Regions from separate parts of the Homo sapiens genome. Here region 2 is linked to region 1. Evidence: chromatin loops called from intact Hi-C (ENCODE). Cell type or tissue: PC-3. All regions are shown on one strand. Links, peaks and the distances in the headings refer to the core of each region. The heading gives the core; the rest is flanking DNA. Region 1 overlaps AKAP7 (A-kinase anchoring protein 7). Region 2 overlaps AKAP7 (A-kinase anchoring protein 7).

Region 1 (9,731 bases), core at 838-8,837:
CTCAATGATACAAGCCTTTCACCTTATTTGGTTTGGAACTGTTCCCTGGACATCGTAACAGATATAAGGGAGTCTGATGGGAAAAAAACAATAGCTAAATATGGAACAGTCATTAAACATATGACCCAAGAATCATGTGTAGCCCTTAAACCAATTTTAAAATGAATGTTTCTCTCCAGATAGAGCAAGAAATGTAAACAAAGACTTTCTAAGTATGACACACATGGCTATGTAAAATAATTTTTATATAACATTCAACCGGAACCTTGCCCACATTTCAAACTTAAACATTTAATTGTGAAATTTCCCCTTGTTTACTTTAAAATACAGATCGTCCCTGACTTAGGATGATTCAACATATGATATTTCAACTTTACGACGTGTGAAAGCAACATGCATTCAGTAGAACCCATACTTCGAGTACTAACACAACCATTGTTTTTTCACTTTCAGTGCAATATTCAATAGCTTACATGAGATATGCAACACTTTACTATAAAATGGGTTTTGTGTTAGATGATTTTGCCCAACTGTAGGCTAATGTAAGTGTTCTGAGCACATTTAGGTAGGCTAGGCTAGGCTATCAGGTTTGATAAGGTAAATGTATTAAATGCATTTTTAACTTACAACTTGTTCAATTTATGATGGGCTTATCAGAATGTAACCCTATCATAAACTGAGGAACATCTGTATAGAATTACAGGGATTACATAAATTTTCTTTCTTTTTTTTTTTTTTTTTTTTTGAGACGGAGTCTCACTCTGTCTCCCAGGCTGGAGTGCAGTGGCGTGATCTCGGCTCACTGCAACCTCCGTCTCCCGGGTTCTCGCCATTCCCCTGCCTCAGCCTCCCAAGCAGCTGGGACTACAGGTGTCCGCCACCATACCTGGCTAATTTTTTGCATTTTTTTTTTTTTAGTAGAGATGGGGTTTCACCGTATTAGCCAGGATGGTCTCAATCTCCTGACCTCGTGATCCGCCCACCTCAGCCTCCCAAAGTGCTGGGATTACAGGCGTGAGCCACCGCGCCCATCTGGATTACATAAATTTCCTAATGCACTCAGAGTCAGCCTGTATCTATAAACATTAGATTTGCTTTTTAAAAGTACAGTTAAAATAGGCATCAAACCAGTCAGTAATTTCCACCCAGCCTTTTCTTTTAGAGATTTCAAAAATTAAGAAAGAATATTTTCCAAATTTTGAGAAGCACTTCAAGACTAATAAAAAAAGCAGTGAGTGGGGCAGGAAAAGAAAAAATTGACAAAAGACAAGGATTTTGTATCTTAAGATAATAGAATGCAAAAAATTATATACACTGGCATATTCCCCTTTTGCTATACCCACTGGGTGCTACCATTGCTCACACAGACCCCAGAAAGCTTAACAAGCCAAACGACACCATCTTCTCCATGTCCATCACATACCCACTTTGTACATCTTAGGTACCTGCCAATAAGGATATATGTGTGATGGAAAAGTTACCACCTGTTGAGAAGTACGTTTGATTTGATTTCCCTATCCATTCAGCTTATTCCCAAGTGACCACTCCCTGGTAAATTAAATTCTAGAGATATTTGGCCTGGAAGTCCAAGAGCACAAAGTTTACCATTTTCTGATTGTCAGGGTAGGTCAGGGAGGGTGAAGAGCAAGGTGGGATCCAAGGGGACCAAGTCGTGAAACATGGAATGGGTAAGATTAGGGAGAGGCTGTTGCCAAAGGTGCAGGATCACTACAGGGAGTCACAAGGAACATTCTCCCAGGTAATGAATGGCCAATGAAAATCCCACAGTAGTGCTGGAGACCAAACCGGAAATTACTGTGAAAGAAATATTCTGCTCTAAATAAAGTTACACAACAAATTATTATAATTAGATCCAGCTGTGGGGAAGGCAATCCCCAAGGAAGGAAGAGAGGTAGTTTCATACTCTGGTCTTCAGCTTAGGGACAGTATAAAGATACAGTTGCACTGAAAGGCCTTAAAGATGGATCTCCAAAATGGTGTCACAAACCTGGCCAACAGTTAAATATACTGCCATCAGTAGGGTTTAGAAATAGAACACCTCCTGTAGGAACAAAACTGGAATTCCTGTAGCCAAGGGTGGCTAGTCCCTAAGATGATATGAGTAAGTTCTGTTAGGTCCTCAACTACAGATAAAGTGAGGATTGGCCCTGGCAAAGAGGCCAACAACCTTTTTGTCTTTTAATTTACTAGAGTAACCAATTGAAAGAGAACTGAACTGGTTTAGTATTTTGAAGAACCAGTATTATTCTATTTTTAAGGTATCTTTCCTTGAGAGAGTAAGATTCTGATGGTCAAAATAAACCAGCTCATATGTAGAAATGGAAGTATAATTCTGATATAAACTAGTTATGGTTTTGGATTGCAACCTTAATTCCTTCTCATATCTGAGTCCCTCAAGAAGAATACAGCTTTACCTTCTTTCACTATGCAGTTAATTATTTTAATAAGAGTTGGTTGGCCAATCTTTCCAGTGACAGAAAATCTTCTTGCCATCCAAATAATTCCAGCTGGTTTGCTTTTATGTGACCATTTGAGTGGGTCAGTAATTAGCTGTCACTTACTAAACAAGGTAAATAGTTCTGCATCAACACCATTTTGGAATAAAATCTTAGGTTTTCTTGACCATATATTCTATTTTGTCTTTACCCATAATCAATCCACTGTGGGACTTGCCAGTTGCCTATATTTTCATGATGTTCCACTTTGTCCTTGACTAAGAAAATGAAAATTACCAGCTGACAGAAGTTTCAAAATGTCTAAAAACGACTCGCTGAGAAAAACATTTTTCCCATAACTAACGGTAATCTTTGAGATAGAATTTTTATATTTAATATAATTAAGGCAAACACATGCAATTTTAATTAACTTGAATACTCTGATACTGCATCTTTTAATATAAGTTCTAAAACTCTGTTTCTTCAATTACACTTAAATCAGAAGTTTATCGGGCTGGGTGTGGTGGCTCACGCTTGTAATCCCAGCACTTTGGGAGGCCGAGGCGGGTGGATCACAAGGTCAGGAGATCCAGACCATCCTGGCTAACATGGTGAAATCCCGTCTCTACTAAAAATACAAAAAATTAGCCGGGCATGGTGGCGGGCACCTGTAGTCCCAGCTATTCAGGAGGCTGAGGCAGGAGAATGGCGTGAACCCAGGAGGCAGAACTTGTAATGAGCCGAGATCGCACCACTGCACTCCAGCCTGGGAGTCAGAGCGAGACTCCATCTCAAACAAACAAAAAAAAAATCAGATGCTTATCTGTAGATGCAACTGCTGGAAAATAAATATGTCCACAGAATCTATATGTTTAACAAAAAAAAAAATCACTTAAGCTGGAATTATCAAATCAGCATTTCCTAAGCCATGTTCTACCAAATACTAATGGCTACAAAACAGTCAGTGGAAAAAGGACTTGCTGGTCTGGTTGGGAAACAATGCTGAGTAGACTATACAACTGTTCAAAATATTTTCTGCCCCACCTGTGGTGTACCTTCCTGGAAGCAAATTATATATCCTGCTCTGTTACACTCAGAAGGAACCATGTGACTTGCTTTGGCCAATAAAATATGATCAGAAATGATGTGTGTCACTTCTTAGCAAAAGCTTTAAGAATCAGCATGTTCACCAACTCTCTTTCCTTTTGCCAGAAGAGCAGAAAAGTCCTAGATGGAGGCTGCCCAGCCACGGTCCTGAGTAAAGACAATGTGGAGCAGAGCCAGAGGATCCATTAACATGGGGGGAAAAAAAGAATCTCTGTTGTTGTAAGCTCTTGAGATTCACAATAAGCATTTGCATTTCAGAGAACCTAAGAAGTTCTGACATAAAGAATTTGATTAACTTTACTTAACCCATCATTGCTAACATTCATTGGATCACAGATCCCTGCCTCACATAAAACCCTGACAGATATTCAGAAAGAAAAATCTCAGAAAATGCTATTGAAGATACTTGCTTCAAATCTCCATTCCACTTTGAAGATTTAATATTAGGTTCACCAGTCATTTCTTCCAGGGTTTTCAAAGTTGTCAAAATCTCTAACAGAATCAAGATCAACCAGGAATCATTTGTAATCCTGACTTTAGTCAATTTCTAGAATTTCCCATAAAATAATTTAGCATTCTGTTTACTGTTTCTCAATTTTTAAAGACATACAAAGTACTGAAAGATTCCAAATGAATGTTAAGCAGGTTTACCTTTGTAAACATCATTTCCAATTGTTAAACAATTGTAAACTTGTTTTTTTTCAATATACAGAAATAGACAATACAACAGCATAAAGTTGAAAAATACATTAGAAACATAAGTGAAGGCACTTGTTATAAATAGTGCTCTTTAACACACAGTAGATGACAGTGTTGACTAATGTAATCTAGAGTATCTCAGAAGAAATTACATTCTACCTCATGAGAATTCACTGAATTTTTAGTGTTAAAAAGCCATTAAAACAAAGAGATTTGCTGTTTAATGTACTTGGAAATATGAAAAGTGACTCAAAAACAACTAAAAACTGTGAGTAATTAAGCCATCTGACACCGGGAGATTCAAAAATAGTTTACAGAAACAATCTGCTTTATCTTGCACCAAAGATATTTTTAAAGTTTTGTCTGGAATAATCAAGGTTCACTGAATAACCAGGGCATCTACAAATGCCCTCTTTGTGGGATGAAGGAAGGAAGTGGCAGGGTAGTCTCCAGGCTTCTCTGTGCCTCTCCTTTGTTAGAATGAAGGAATATTCTTTAAAATGTAGAGCCCTTGCCTATTCTGTCTCCCAGGTCAGGAGGGCCTCTACCACCAGCACTTCCACATAATTTGGTATTGACAGGATTTCTCTACCTCTCAGTTTCACTAAAGATGTAGTATGTGGCTGGGTGCAGTTGCTCACATCTGTAATCCCAACACTATGGGAGGCCAAGGTGTGAGGATCGTTTAAGGCCAGGAGTTCAAGACCAGCCTGGGCAACATAGCAACACCCCATATCTAAAAAAAAAAAAAAAAAAAAAAAAAATTTTAATTAGCCAGGCATGGTGTGCACACCTGTAGTCCCAGCTACTCAGGAGGCTGAGGCAGGAGGATCATTTGAGCCCAGGATTTGGAGGCTGCGATCAGCTATGATCATGCCATGAACTCTAGGTCTGGGCAACCAAGTGAGATCCTAGTTCTTTCAAAAAAAAAAAAAAATGTGTAGAGTATTTTTCCCATTGTCCTTGTTGCTCCATCTGGCTTCTAGGAGGACAAGTGAAAAGATTCAGATCTAAATTGCCCCTATCTTCCTATCAGTACTTGAAGACCTTTCTTCTTTCTGTCATTCTCCTTCCACACAGAAAAGAAAGCCAATATGAGGTTAAAAATATATATAACTGTGTGAAGCCAAATTAAGCAATTTGGTCAAACTGTTTACCTTATAGACATTTCAGGATAGCACAGGAGTCAAGAGTCCTTCTTTTACGATAAGTCAACAGAGATCGAGAGAGGTTATGTGATTTTGTCCAGGACTAAACAACAGGGCTAAAACAGGAAAGCTCATGCTCCTTTAAATTACTACAGGGATTCCTTTAAGAAGGAATAGTCTTAATGCTCCTGAGTTTTAACATGGTTTATAAAAGCTCACTGTCATGCAGACCCCCAAAAGTGAGTGGCAGTCAAACTATACCAGGCCCAGTTAACAAAATCCTGAAAAAATATGCAGAGATAGATAGATAGATAGATAGATGGATGGATGGACAGACAGACAGACAGACAGCTAGCTAGGTAGCTAGATAGATAGAAGTAAATAATGGTAGTGAGTGAAGAAAGATGACATCAGGGCTCACAGTTAGGGAGGGATGCAGAGTAAGGCTGAATTCAACCAACCTAGTATAGAAACTTTCCATTACAATTCTAGTTCTGTATATTCAATCACCAAACAATTCAGGAACTGGAATTTCCTCTTAATGGTAGCATCAGAACAAAATTTTCAACCATATGCTCTCCTTTTCCATTCCTACCAATGACTGTCCTATATCCTCTTCTCCACTCCCCTCAACATCATCATCATCATCAGGTCCAATGATCACCCTTCAGCCCTTACTTTTTGCATCTTGAATTCTGCCCTCAAAACAAACCAGTCTAAGTGAAAGTCGCTAATAATTTTCAAAGTTCATTTTTTTCATTCTAAAGTACTCTCATTTTCTGACTCTGTAAAACACTGCTGCAAAGAGGTGTCATGTTCATAAAACATGTCTTTGTCAGTTTAAGAGCTACAGTAGTAATTTGAAAGAGTCATAAATCAGGGAAGATACCTAAGAAGCCCAGAAAATAATTTGTGATTAAAAACAACTGATCTATACATTAGGCGATCACATTTATTTTTTGAGGATGTTATCACATTTATTTTTTGAGATCTGCATTAAGATGTTTGTTTGATTTGAAACTTGTCTTCTTCTGCCATCAAGTGTTAGCACATATTTCTAACCAACCAAGATTTGCAACATTGAAATCACTGAAACCCAAGTTCATTCAGTAAGAAAAATAAGTCCAAAAAGATACCGTACAAAAAGCATGAGGCTGAACAAGTTAGCGGACTAGCTATGTCAACTAAATTCTGAAAAAACTACAAATAACCTGAACTTTAGTTACTATTTCAGAGACAGTAATTTAATATGATTTTCTGAGGTTTCATTTGATGAAAAAAATTACAGAATACAATGATAATGATTCCTTTTGATGTTTTATTATGCAAAATACCCATTAGAATTTCATGAAACTAAGAATATGCAAAGCTGACACATTGACTAAATGTCTCCTGGTGTTAGAAAGATACATAATTGCCAAGAAAAGCCTTATGTTTCACAGAATCTGTCCTTAGCCTCAACTCAGCTCTCTAACTTGGGAACCAGAATATCATGCTGTCACAGAAGAAGTTTCACATCAGGACATTTGAGAGAGAGTTTCTGTATTTTCAAAATTTTGAACACAATATATTGAATGTTTAGTTCCCCACTGGGCTTTTGGTTACTACTACTACATGCAATTACCTGCCAACAAGTGCCTACCAGAGGACAGGACCCCGGAAGCCCAGGGACTTCTGCACCAAATACTGAACACCACTGGGAAACCCTCACACTAGATCTGTACGACCTCCCAGGGGGTGAATGCTCATCCCCTGCACCAGCCATCTGTCCACATCTTTAATGTCAATGAGATGTTTTACCTTCATAAACAGACTGATGATAGCTCTGACTTTGAATCTAATTTTTTAAGTTGACATGGGTAACAGCTTTTCAGGTTACTTTTTAAATGACAATGACTAGATGATTAAAAAAAAATCTCAATTGGTTTATCACTACAGAATATCGCATTATACCTCCTATAGACAATAATGAATGGACCGGCTATCTTACTATCTCAGAATTTTCCTATAATATTTCCTGTAATAATCCAGAGCATTCCTCTACACAGCACACCCCTTTTTACCAACAATCATCATGTCTACCCTGACAACAGTAGCACCAGTACTTTAGGTGCTTTTAGTGCATCAGTACTTTCAGTGCATCAGTATCATACATAAAATCATTTCCAGACTACCCTCTAGCAGGTCAAATTGAAATATAAGGAGGACACCATCTGGCTTCAGTCTTTAAAACAGAGCATCTCAACAGGAGATATCATTTAGCTCTTTTCCAGACAGTCTCACTATACACCACCCCTCCATACCAGAAACTGAAGGACCACTCCCATGACAATGGAAAATCTTCAGGTTTTCTGAATCCGGTGGCTGCCCCTCACTCCTGCATTGTCATGGGGCACCTAACTTTGCTCATCACCACTTCTTATTACACTCCACTCACCAAGGTCCCACCATTCCTCAGAACCCCAGCAAACCAAAATGGGAATCCTCAGCATGTCAAGGGGGATATACTATATTCTGAGTGACATTAAGGTCAGTTCTATTCACTGATCTACCGGAAAAATCATGGGCTAAGAGAGTAACTGTGGGAAGCCACTTTTTACCTCTAAAATGCGATGAAACACATTAAGGTGCTGGCAAGGCAAACCCAAGGAAACCATTTTATACAATTTTAATTACAGTATACATTTTATAGGATAGATTTTATATACTAAAGAGTATAGTATTTTATTTACTTTGTATGCTGTTATAGAATCCTTATATCTACTTCAGTAGCTGCTTATATCATTTATATGATTTACCATAATTGACTTAAACATTTCCCTATTGTTGTGGGAGTTATTTCTATTATTTCCCTATTATTGATAATACTTCAGTAAACATCTTTATGCATAAAGAACTTCTCTTTTTAAATTATTTCTTTAGAATAATATCAGCAGCTAGGACATCTTAAAGAAAATGAGATTTTTAACATTTTTTTAATGTCAGTTGCATAATTCATAGCTCAAAGGGCCATATCAATTTTATATGACCTCTGATAGTCTTTCTACCACGAGTTTATCCTAACAAATGTTCTTCTCATACACCACGGTTGGGAGTATAAATTGTCACTATTGCTTGACAAGGCAATCTGAGGTATTTCTGAAGGTTTATAATGTCTAATACCCTCTGCTCTTAGAATTCCACTTCAAAGAATTGGTTCTTTGAAATACTGGCATATCCACCCAAAGAAAAGTGAACAAGGAAGTTCATAACAGCATTGTTTGTGGTACCAAAGAAACAGAAATCAACCTAATTATTCATCAACAGAAGAATGTTTAAATTATGATAAATCAAAATAATATTGAGAGTTTTATTTCTGTTTTAAAGAAACTATATGCATGTATGTATGTCCATATATATTTGCAGCACATAGGAAAAGGTCTGGAAGGATCTACTGGCAGTGTTTACCTAGAGAGACATTCTGTTGGGAGGAAGTGGGTTGCAGGATGGTAATGAGGGAGTAACTCTACCTTTCACTCTATAGGTCTGTAAGTATTTGAATTGTTTACAGTAAGCATATATTCAGCTAATAATTTTATAATTAAAGTAACTTTTTAAATAAAGAATAACATACGTGAAATGAGTCCAATCTCCTAACATGCAAGTGGATTAAAAAAAAACTATTATTTCGCCACTCCCTTCTTTTATTTCACTATCAATCTAAATAACATGGAAAGCCAGCAATACATTCCACGATCATCTTTATTTAATGGTCACTTGCTTGTGACATTAGCTCAATGGATGGATTCAGAACAAAAATCTAGAAGAAAATTAGTGCCGAGAGAAGAAAATAGATAGCTGGAAATGTAAAAACGTTAAGACTGAGACTAAGGAACCATATATTTTCAAATAATCTACATACCAAACCACGAATTATAGTAAAGTAAATAAATGAAATCATCTTGTATGTATGCCACCTTTTCATACTGGTTTTAACCTTTACAGTAGATTTGCTGCATAAGAAACTGTTGGATATTTATTTAAGCCTGCAGGTCTTAAGTATATTCCTCTGCAGATCATCTGTATCAGAACCATATATGGCATTTACTGAACATCAAAAGCTTAGGTCCTAGGTCCATCTCTAAATCTAAGGGTAGAGGGTGGAAATCTGAAGCTTCAACCAGTACGCCGGCTGACTTGCGAATCCCCATATCTAAGATCTACTTCCTTAAACTTTCAGGAACACTGACCACTATAATAGTGATAGGAATAGACTCATTCCATAAATTAAAATAAAAAATTCTTATTTGGCTTACTGAAAATGATAATATCATAATTTGTT
Region 2 (9,731 bases), core at 497-8,496, 50 kb before region 1:
TCCAAAACTTACTTAACTAATTCCCTACGTTAAATTCTCTCTGTTAAAGCAACTGGTGTAGTTTCTATTTTCTTGGTTAGATTCTAAATGATACAAACTACTTCTTCATTTCCCCCCCACAATGTTTTATTTACAGCGGACTAAGACATGAACGACAGAGGCAAAGGGTACAAAGGAACAGCTATGAGCTTGAAGTTTTTTAGAAAAAAATGCGTATTTCATGAACTTGATTCTCCATAAAACAATTTATGTCTTTCAATATTCAAATTTAACAGTTTTACTACATATTTTTAGGCTCTGTAAAATCTGTAAATCTGATTTTACATTGGAGGTTCAGTAGGTTAAGTACAGTACTGGGTATATAATAGCATCTCAATGAATTTTTATGTTAAATTTACCAAACTAATTTTAGAGAAAATTAATTTAAACCTAAATGTGGACAAAATAGTTTCATAAAAATTTTATTTATAAAGACAATAATACAATAGACATTACACCTTAGTTTATTATCTCTAGGATTCATTGGTACCAACTGCCAGCTGTTACCATTAGTTCAATAATTGGTATTTTATGTGGTATGTAAGTGTTACAACAATGTATTTGAGCCCAAACTTGTATGTTATACTTCTATCTTAAAGCATATTTGTTGGTCTTAAAGCCATTAATTTAAAATATTCTTTTTTTTTTTTTTTTGGAGACAGAGTTTTGCTCTTGTTGCCCAGGCTGCATTCGCTCTTGTTGCGCAATGGTGCAATCTCAGCTCACTGCAACCTCCACCTCCTGGGTTCAAGCGATTCTCCTGCCTCAGCCTGCTGAGTAGCTGCGATTACAGGCATGTGCCACTACGCCCAGCTAACTTTGTATTTTTAGTAGAGAAGGGGTTTCTCCATGTTGGTCAGGCTGGTCTCAAACTCCCAACCTCAGGTGATCCACCCACCTCGGCCTCCCAAAGTGCTGGGATTACAGTCATGAGCCACTGTGCCGGGCCATTAAAATATTCATTTAATAGTGACTATAAATTAAGGAAAATAAAAAGGTAGACATTTTTTCATGAAAATTTTGGTGTTCTAAGCAAAAATTAACAAGTGGAATCTAATTAAACTAAAAAGCTTCTGCACAGCAAAAGAAACTATTATCATAGTGAACAGACAACCTAAAGAATGGGAGGAAATTTTGCAATCTATCCATCTGACCAAGGGCTAATATCCAGAATCTACAAAGAACTTAAACAAATTTACAAGAAAAAAACAAACCACCCCATTAAAAAGTGGGCAAAAGACATGAACAGACACTTCTCAAAAGAAGACATCTGTGCAGCCAACAAATATATGAAAAACAGCTCAGCATCACTGATCATTAGAGAAACGCAAATCAAAACCACAATAAGATACCATCTAATACCAGTTAGAATGGCGATTATTAAAATGTCAAGAAATAACAGATGCTGGCGAGGCTGGAGAAACAGGAACACTTTTACACTGTTGGTGGGAATGTAAATTAGTTCAACCACTGTGGAAGACAGTGTGGAGATTCCTCAAAGACCCAGAACCAGAAATACCATTTGACCCAGCAATCCCATTACTGGGTATATGCCCAAAAAAATATAAATCATTCTATTATAAAGATACACGCACACGTATGTTTATTGCAGCACTATTCACAATAGCAAAGACATGGAATCAACCCAAATGCCCATCAATGATAGACTAGATAAAGAAAATGTGGTACATATACACCATGGAATACTATGCAGCCTTAAAAAGGAACAAGATCATGTCCTTTGCAGGGACATGGATGGATATGGAAGCCACTATCCTCAGCAAACTAACACAGGAACAGAAAAAAAAAACAAACACCACATGTTCTCACTTACAAGTAGGGGCTGAACAATGAGAGCACATGTACACAGGGAGGGGAACAGCACACACTGGGGCCTGTTGGGTGGATGAGGGGCAAGAGAGTATCCGGATAAATAGCTAATGCATGCAAGGCTTAATACCTGGGTGATGGGTTGATGGGTGGAGCAAACCACCATGGCACACATTTACCTAACAAACCTGCACACTCTGCACAGGTATCCCAGAACTTAAAATAAAATTTAAAAAAATTTTGCTCTTCCATTTAAATTGTTCGGTGACTTAAAATAGTTTGAAAATTCTGCCTTAAAAAATCTTCTCTCAGGCAATTTATTATGAATTACTAATACAAAATTTGACTATGAGAACTTCTCTATTTTATGATCCCATTTCAGTATTTTCATTGTTTAAAACAAGATTTACTGCAAACATAATTAGAATACTACTGGGTTTAATGTATCTTTACCACTGGCTTCTAAGACCACCAAAAGAAAATGTGTTAAACTAACACTCACTGTCCTAATTCTGTTCCCCTAGAGCCATACAAAACAACTCTTCTTTTGCTTCCACATTAAAGAGCCCTCTAAATGTTCTAAGACCACTAATTCTTCTACCTTCTCTCCTCCCAGCTAAGCTGCCTGAGTCCTTCAGCTTTCCTCTTGTGATGTGGTTTCCAGGCTCGTCACCATCCTGGCCTCCCTCAGGTCACACTCCAGCTGGCCAGTACTCTAAACAAAGTCTGACTACAATAGCCCTAGATAGAAAGTCTGAGATTAACAAGTCATCTGCTTGCCAGTTTATCAGCTATCAATCAAATCCTGAAAAGGCTGCATTTCACAGCTAACTTTAGCTGAACATTTAAAATGCTTAGAAAGTGTGAATTATATTTTTGCTTAAACAGTCAGATATGAGACATCAAACTGAAGCCTGATGTAATTCACATGGCAAATGCCAACAACTACTATCTGACCTCGAAGTCAGGAGAGAAGCCGGGGAGGGGCTCTGAGCCAGGTCGTTTAGAGTGAATCACCCTTTCCACCTGATTCCTTCTTCCCTCTCCCATCAGCACTACAAACTAGGTAACTAGGTGAGCTCTGACTCCCTTGGGAATATGAGATCCTCTGTCAATCCACACCAAGCATCTTGTTTGTATATCACTTTCTCCCTGGCACTACATAGATACATAATAGGTTTATTAATGTTCTTGACTAAATTCATAAGTTTTGGGGGAAAGTATATAAATAAGTGCAGAAAATTATAAGCCTCAAATATCTCTGATTTAACCTTTAATAAAATTAACAACATTTATGTTCTAGTTACCATATAATTTAAGTTAAAGCTATACTTATTCTTTATATTTTCATCATACAGTTCCGCTTTTGTCTATGACTATTTGCTAAGGGCAAAGAACTTTACCATGCAACTGAAAGATTTATTTTAATAGTTTCAAGGTCTGTTAACTTGTAACTCACATTATGAATGTTAGTCACAGAAGATTTTATTTGCTAAGATGTTTGCTGTAGGAACTGTTTGTTCATGTCAAGTTGTAAATCCTGCCTGGGATAGAAGCTTAAGGTAATTTCCAATTTGGGTAGTAATTAACTCACTCTCAGTGACTTAGCTATGGAACTCCCTGGGCATGTAAGAGGCATGGCTTTGCTTGTTAGACTGAAAGCATCAATCAATATCCTTTATCTTGGCTTTTTACGTTCAAGGCATAATAAACTTTGAGGTCTCACAGATTTCTTTTTACAAGGCCATGTAACTTTTTAAAGAAAGAATCCATTAGTAGGAAGCATGTGTTACTCATCATCATACCTTTCAGAACACCTGGCTCAGAGTTTTCTGAATCATGGGCTCAACAACATTAATTGAAGTGAACCTGCTATTCCTTAACAGCAGCTCTGACTTAAGGCTACATTTCATTGCAACTAAAATGGAACATGAATAGTAAGTCAGAGAACTCTCACTTCTTCACTAGGTTTGGTAATATTTGTTTCGGAATACACACTGGGACATGGCATCTAATAAACTCAGAAAATATAATTTCCCTGCAACAAAAAAAGTGTATTAATTGTGTAACCACAGTCACCTTAGAAGTCAGCTTGGCATAACTATGGTTTTATTTCTACTTATATACACACTGAGTGTCCCCTAAATCAAGCAAGTGTAAACAAAGAAAAAAGGGAGGATTTACTGCTTCATGTAGTGCAGAAGGTCTTGGGCATGGCTGAACTCAGAGGCTCAGACACTCATCAGGACTCTCTCCTTCCCTAGGCTTACTTTCCTCTGTGCTGGCTCCATTCTCAGAACGACTCTTCCTGATGGTACTTGCTCTACAGTACCAAGTACTGTGATCTTAGGATGACAGCCTTTCTGCTCACAACCCAAAAGGAAGACAGGCTCTCTATCAAATCTCAAGGAAGATCATGGTTGACTTTGCTAGGACCACATGTCTCTCCTGGGGCAGGAAGTAAGGCCTCATGATGGACAAGACCCCAAGAAGTGGGGGAAAGAGTTCCCCATTCCCCATAGGAAATTAGGCTGTGCAGATCAATGCTGCAAGTCTACTCAAAAATTCAAGGTCTGACATTCCAAGTGCCTTTTTATCTCTACTGCATAAGGTAGAAATAAAAGCATAGTTCTGCCAAGCTGACTTTTTTTTTTTTTTTTTTTTTTGAGACAAGGCCTCACTTTGTCACCCAGGCTGGAGTACAGTGGTGCAATCATGGCACTTCAGCCTCCCGAGTAGTTGGGACTACAGGTACACATTATCACACCCAGTTAATTTTTGCCATGTTGCCCAAGCTCAAGCTGACTTCTTACTGCGGCTATGCAATTAACACACTATTTGCTGCAAAGAAATTTATATTTACTGAGTCTATTATATGCCAAGCACAGTGTCAGGAATTTTATAGGCATTAGCTTATTTAATTTTCTCAATAGGTAGATACTGTTTAAGACAAATGCACAGAAAAAAATCTTAGAGAAGTTAAACGGTAAATGTCAGAACCAAAAGTGCAAACTGAGCCATTTTGTCTCTAGAGCCTCCATTTTTCTACCATATAGACATTGAGAATTTTGAAACTCTTTTGAGTTGGGCTGTCATCATCACTGCTTATCTTTTATTTTTTATTTCATTATTTTACTATAAATATTTCCCAAGAGCACTTGGGATAATTTGGTCTTATTAAAATGCAAATCCATGGCTGGGTGCAGTGGCTCACATCTATAATCCCAATACTCTGGGAGGCCGAGGTGGGAGGATCACTTGAGGCCAGGAGTTTGAGACCTGCTTGGGCCATCTCTTTAATAATAATAATAATAATAATAATAATGTCCCAGGAAGGAGTAATTCAGATATGAAACTTTCTTTTATTAGCCAAAAGCTTTCGGTATATCAGAGTCCTGCTGCTTCTTTCATGGCCCCCCAGGAAGATGACACAGGACAGACCACATCACACTGCTGAAGGACAGGGCTTTTGGATACAGCTCATGGCAGTCAATGGCTCTACTGGGGGCTGGGAATAATTCTACAACCTTGCTATTCCTCATGGAAATTATTCAACATTTGATGGTAGAATCCTGCAAACTCTAAAAATGTCAGAATAACAAGAAGGAATCCAGTTACCACATAGCCTATGAATTAATAGATGGAATCAGGAAGGTAAGATAAGAATAGTAAGTACTAGCATTTGCTCTAATGTTCCTTTACTTGATTTTAGAAACATAAGCCTCCTAATTACAAATTATTTAATAAAGGGAAAATCTAACCTTTAGTGACTATGGTTAAATGTTTGTTTTACCTTGCACACCATTCCTGCTGCTACCACAATATTACCCACAGAAATCTTACGCAAAATGTAGTCTCAGGTTACACACAATACCTCTGGCTTCACTGCTTCAGAAAGAGGGCAGCAGATGCTGAGCTGCCTAGGATCCCAGCCTTCTACCAGCTCTCAGCCCCATGGCACCCCGGGAGACTGTAACTGAGAAATCCCCCACACTTCTGGCTTTCAGCAACTTGCACTCTTAAATGAGACAGGGAGCATCTATTTTCTAACAGTTGCATTTAATAAGCAGTCTTGAACATAATCCTAGCATAGTACTTGGCACACAGTAAACATTAAATAAATTAAGAGGAGGAGAAAAAGAGGGGAAGTCAAAGAGGAAGATTTGGAGGAGGAGGAAGAGAAAGAATTGCATCACATCTATATCACTCATTCTTTTATTCCCTAGACTCTTAGCTCTAAGGGGCAAATGAGAAAATATGAATTAAACAAGAGTAGTTCAACCCCCACTTCTTAAATCTGAGGAACTGAAGCCCTGAGATGTTAGCAGCTTGCTCAGACAGACAGGATGTAATAGCAGAGCTGGGTTTCCCATCCAGCTCTCTGTCCTCCCAGGCCTGTGCTCTGTCTACAGTAAGAACTGCATGCCAAGCAATGGGCCATATGTTTTTAACAGGCAGTGGCAGAACTGGAGTTATGCTGTGTCCCCTGTGGGCAAACACATTTTTACTGGCAAGGAAGAAAAATAAAGTGTCACTGTCCTTTGATGGGAGGTTCCCTATCCTCATTCCCTGGGGCCCAGAATGTAAAGTCTAAGTGTGAGCCTGTTAAAATGTTTCTCTGGTACGTTCAGTAACCAAAGCTCTTCATGGGTTCCAACATTAACCAGTTATTCCATATTCTATCATCTGATAGGCTGATTGACACTGAAGCTCTCTCACACTCACAAGAAATGTGTATCATTCCCTTCATCGACAAACATTTAGAACATGCCTCCTCTGGGTAACACGCTATGTTAGGGTCTGGTGCCACTAAGAGAGATGTACGACACCTACCCTGAATACGAGGTGTTTGAAATCCATGTGATAAGATAGAGCAGACATGTGAAAGGTAACCATGAAGTCAGCATATCTTAGGTGCAAATGAGAAGAGCAAAGTATAAGGCTATAGGATTTCTAGGATGACTTCTAGGTAATTGGAAAATCTAAATATAGATGTCCTTGTGTAAAATTTGATCACCTTTATGGTAATTACGGTTATATATATGTATTCACCAGACATTAAATCCACACTGCATACCTCAATTTATGGATTAATGTAATATCAGAAATTATCTCAACATTTGACTCATATTTATAAAATGAGTACTATAAATGGTCCCAGTAATTCATCCCACACAAAAAGACTATACTAACACATATTTCATGTATAAAATTAAAATGTGTCTTGTTAAAACACATACTTATTCTAATATTTTATTTTCAGCCATCACAGAATATCAGGACTAGAAAGAAACTGAGTTGTCAGTGCATTCATTCATTAGCAAGTCCATTCTCCCCTTACAACATCCCTAGAAGGTGATGTCCTTATGATGTCCCCATCCTGTCCTTGAATACTTTCAGTGACAAGAGACTAACTCATGAGGTAGGTCAGTTCATCTTTACCATTCATCCATTTAATTCTACATAAAAGCAGTGTACTTCAAAATGGGAAAATCAGCAACAGCAAAAGAGAAAATAAAATGTTTTCTAATTAGTTACAGAGGTATCTACATAGTTATTAAGTTTTCTTGTGAGGTTTGCTTAATAAGATAGATAACCCAGAGTGGTCCATATGCCTCTGCAATATTGACCACTGTGGGTTATCTGCAATGACATTTCTGTTCATGATAGACATTCCTTTCAGGCAGCTCAATATGAGAAATTAGGTAATTCAAATAAATCAAGTTCTATATAAGTAGTCAGCAAAAACTACATTGGAAAATACCTATAGTATTTGTTAAACCTATAATATTTCCAGTAATTTTTAATGTTAACAATGTTCCCGTAGAGCAAGAGAAAGAGCCTAATCTTCCAAGAAACATGAATTTATTGGCAGTGTATTCTACTTACTGTGGTGAAAAATACAGTTTGGAAAAATGTTTAATTTCCAAGATTTAAACAAAAAAGTGTTTTGTGCTGCACTAATTAATAAATAAACCATGACAAGCTCTGCTGTATTTGACTATTCAGCCCACTGGCAAAATTTCTAGCAATCCCACTACTGGGTATCTATCCACAGAAAAGGAGATCAGTGTATCAAAGGAATACCTGCACCCCGATGTTTACTGCAGCATTATTCACAAGAGCCAAATACGGAATCAACCTAACTTTCCATCAATAGATGAATGGATAATGAAAATGTGGTATATATATACTATGGAATACGATTCAGCCATAAAAAAGAATAAAATCCTGTCATTTTCAGCAACATGGATGGAAATGTAGGTCATTACAGGAAGTGAAATAAGCCAGGCACATAAAGACAAATATTGTATGTTCTCATTCCTATGTTGGAGCTTATAAATAAATAAATAAATAAATAAATAAATAAATAAGTAGATCTCATGGAGATAGAGTGGAATGATGGTTACCAGAGGCTGGGAAGTTGTAGGGGAGAAAGATGATGAGAGGTTAATAGGTACAAACACAGTTAGATAGAAGGAATTGGTTCTAATGTTTGACAGCACAGTAAGGTGACTATAGTTAAAAACATTTATTGTACATTCCAAAATAGCTGGAAGTTGAAATATTCCCGCCACAAGGAAATGATAAATGTTTGAGGTGATGGATATCCTAATTGCCCTGATTTGATCCTTACACATTGCATGCATGTACCAAAATATCACATGCCCCATAAATATGTACAACGATTATGTATCAATTCAAATTGCATAAGAATATTTCTGGGTATGCATATAGTTAACTTTCTACAGCTTAGGCTCCCACACAACTAGTTGATTTAAAAAAATCATCATTTGCTATCAATAGACTAAAACAGTAGCACTAATAAATCAATTAAATTAGAATTATTTCTATCTACCACCACCACCAAACGGCAAAAGCAGGATAAAATAGCAGCAGGAGAGGGGAGGGGTCACTTGACTCTTACCACTTGACCAACTGGGTATATCCTTGCTGTATCTCTGTAGGACTGCAGAGGACGAGCTTTCCAACTCACCTGTGTTTTGAGAATAACACCCACAAATTTAAACTTTCACCAAAAACTCATCAAATTCTCCATAATTTGGGCTACCTTCAAGGAGGAACATTCTAGGGCCACCGCCTGTTACAGAATTAGAAGAAGTGAGTATTCACATTTTTGTGCTCTGCTTTTAGTAGATGCTCAAGGAGTACATTGCTCAGAGTAGGCTAACAAGGCTATTAGGAGATGACACAAAGATAAATAAGACCCAGGAGGTTACGGTACAATCGAGCAGCAAGATCAGAAAAAAGCTGGACCCTCCCAAATGTCTATTATGGATTCTTTCACATTATCAGCACAACTTACAGACTAGATACCCACAGTTTGTGCTAATTTATATGTTCCTTGAGGCACGCTGAGCAATAAATTCTCTGCCACTTTTTAAATGTCCCCTTTATAAGTACTGTTAGGCACTTATTACCAGAAGGACAGTGATGCCTGGCACAGAAGCCTATCTTTAGACCATCCTGTACCAGAGAAATTAAACACTGCATCAGGAAACAGCTCTACAATGTGCATATGTGTTTCCATGGGGAGTGTGAACGGAGTATGAAGCAGATTAGGAAGAGAAAACCAGTGAAGTAACCACAAAATCAGACAGATGAAAGAATGATGGGCAGAAAATGGAGAGGACCCAGGGGGCCATCAGGAGTGAATGGGGGCAGGGGTGCAAATGCATTTCTTCTAACCATAATTTGCACCTCCAGACTCGGGCTTCATTTCAGATATAGAGTTCTATCTTCATTTTTTTCTTAAAGTTTGGAATTTGAAACAGTAAGCCCCAAAAGCAGTACATATTACTTCCTGTCCATCAATATTAGGAAGCACTGTATGTAAAACA

Evidence for each region. A loop is a pair of places that touch in the nucleus more often than their neighbours do. Peaks named below come from ENCODE experiments on the same cell type or tissue, not always from the same donor. Only the 100,000 strongest peaks of a DNase experiment are listed, where the experiment ranks them.
Region 2: a loop joins it to region 1, with 3.0 times the contacts of the local background. A loop is called at or near these places in 6 of 110 quality-filtered maps.

The regions. Positions count from the first base shown.
Region 1 is chr6:131,202,787-131,212,517 of GRCh38, reverse strand. All of the region lies in intron 6 of AKAP7 (A-kinase anchoring protein 7), which reads right to left. Among named protein-coding and RNA genes, the nearest start is that of AKAP7, 72 kb to the right of the region's middle. In PC-3, for the core only: no CTCF peak of the experiment used is centred there; no DNase peak of the experiment used is centred there.
Region 2 is chr6:131,252,172-131,261,902 of GRCh38, reverse strand. The region is part of intron 7 of AKAP7 (A-kinase anchoring protein 7); the gene reads right to left. Among named protein-coding and RNA genes, the nearest start is that of AKAP7, 120 kb to the right of the region's middle. In PC-3, for the core only: no CTCF peak of the experiment used is centred there; no DNase peak of the experiment used is centred there; H3K27ac peaks cover 3,831 bases.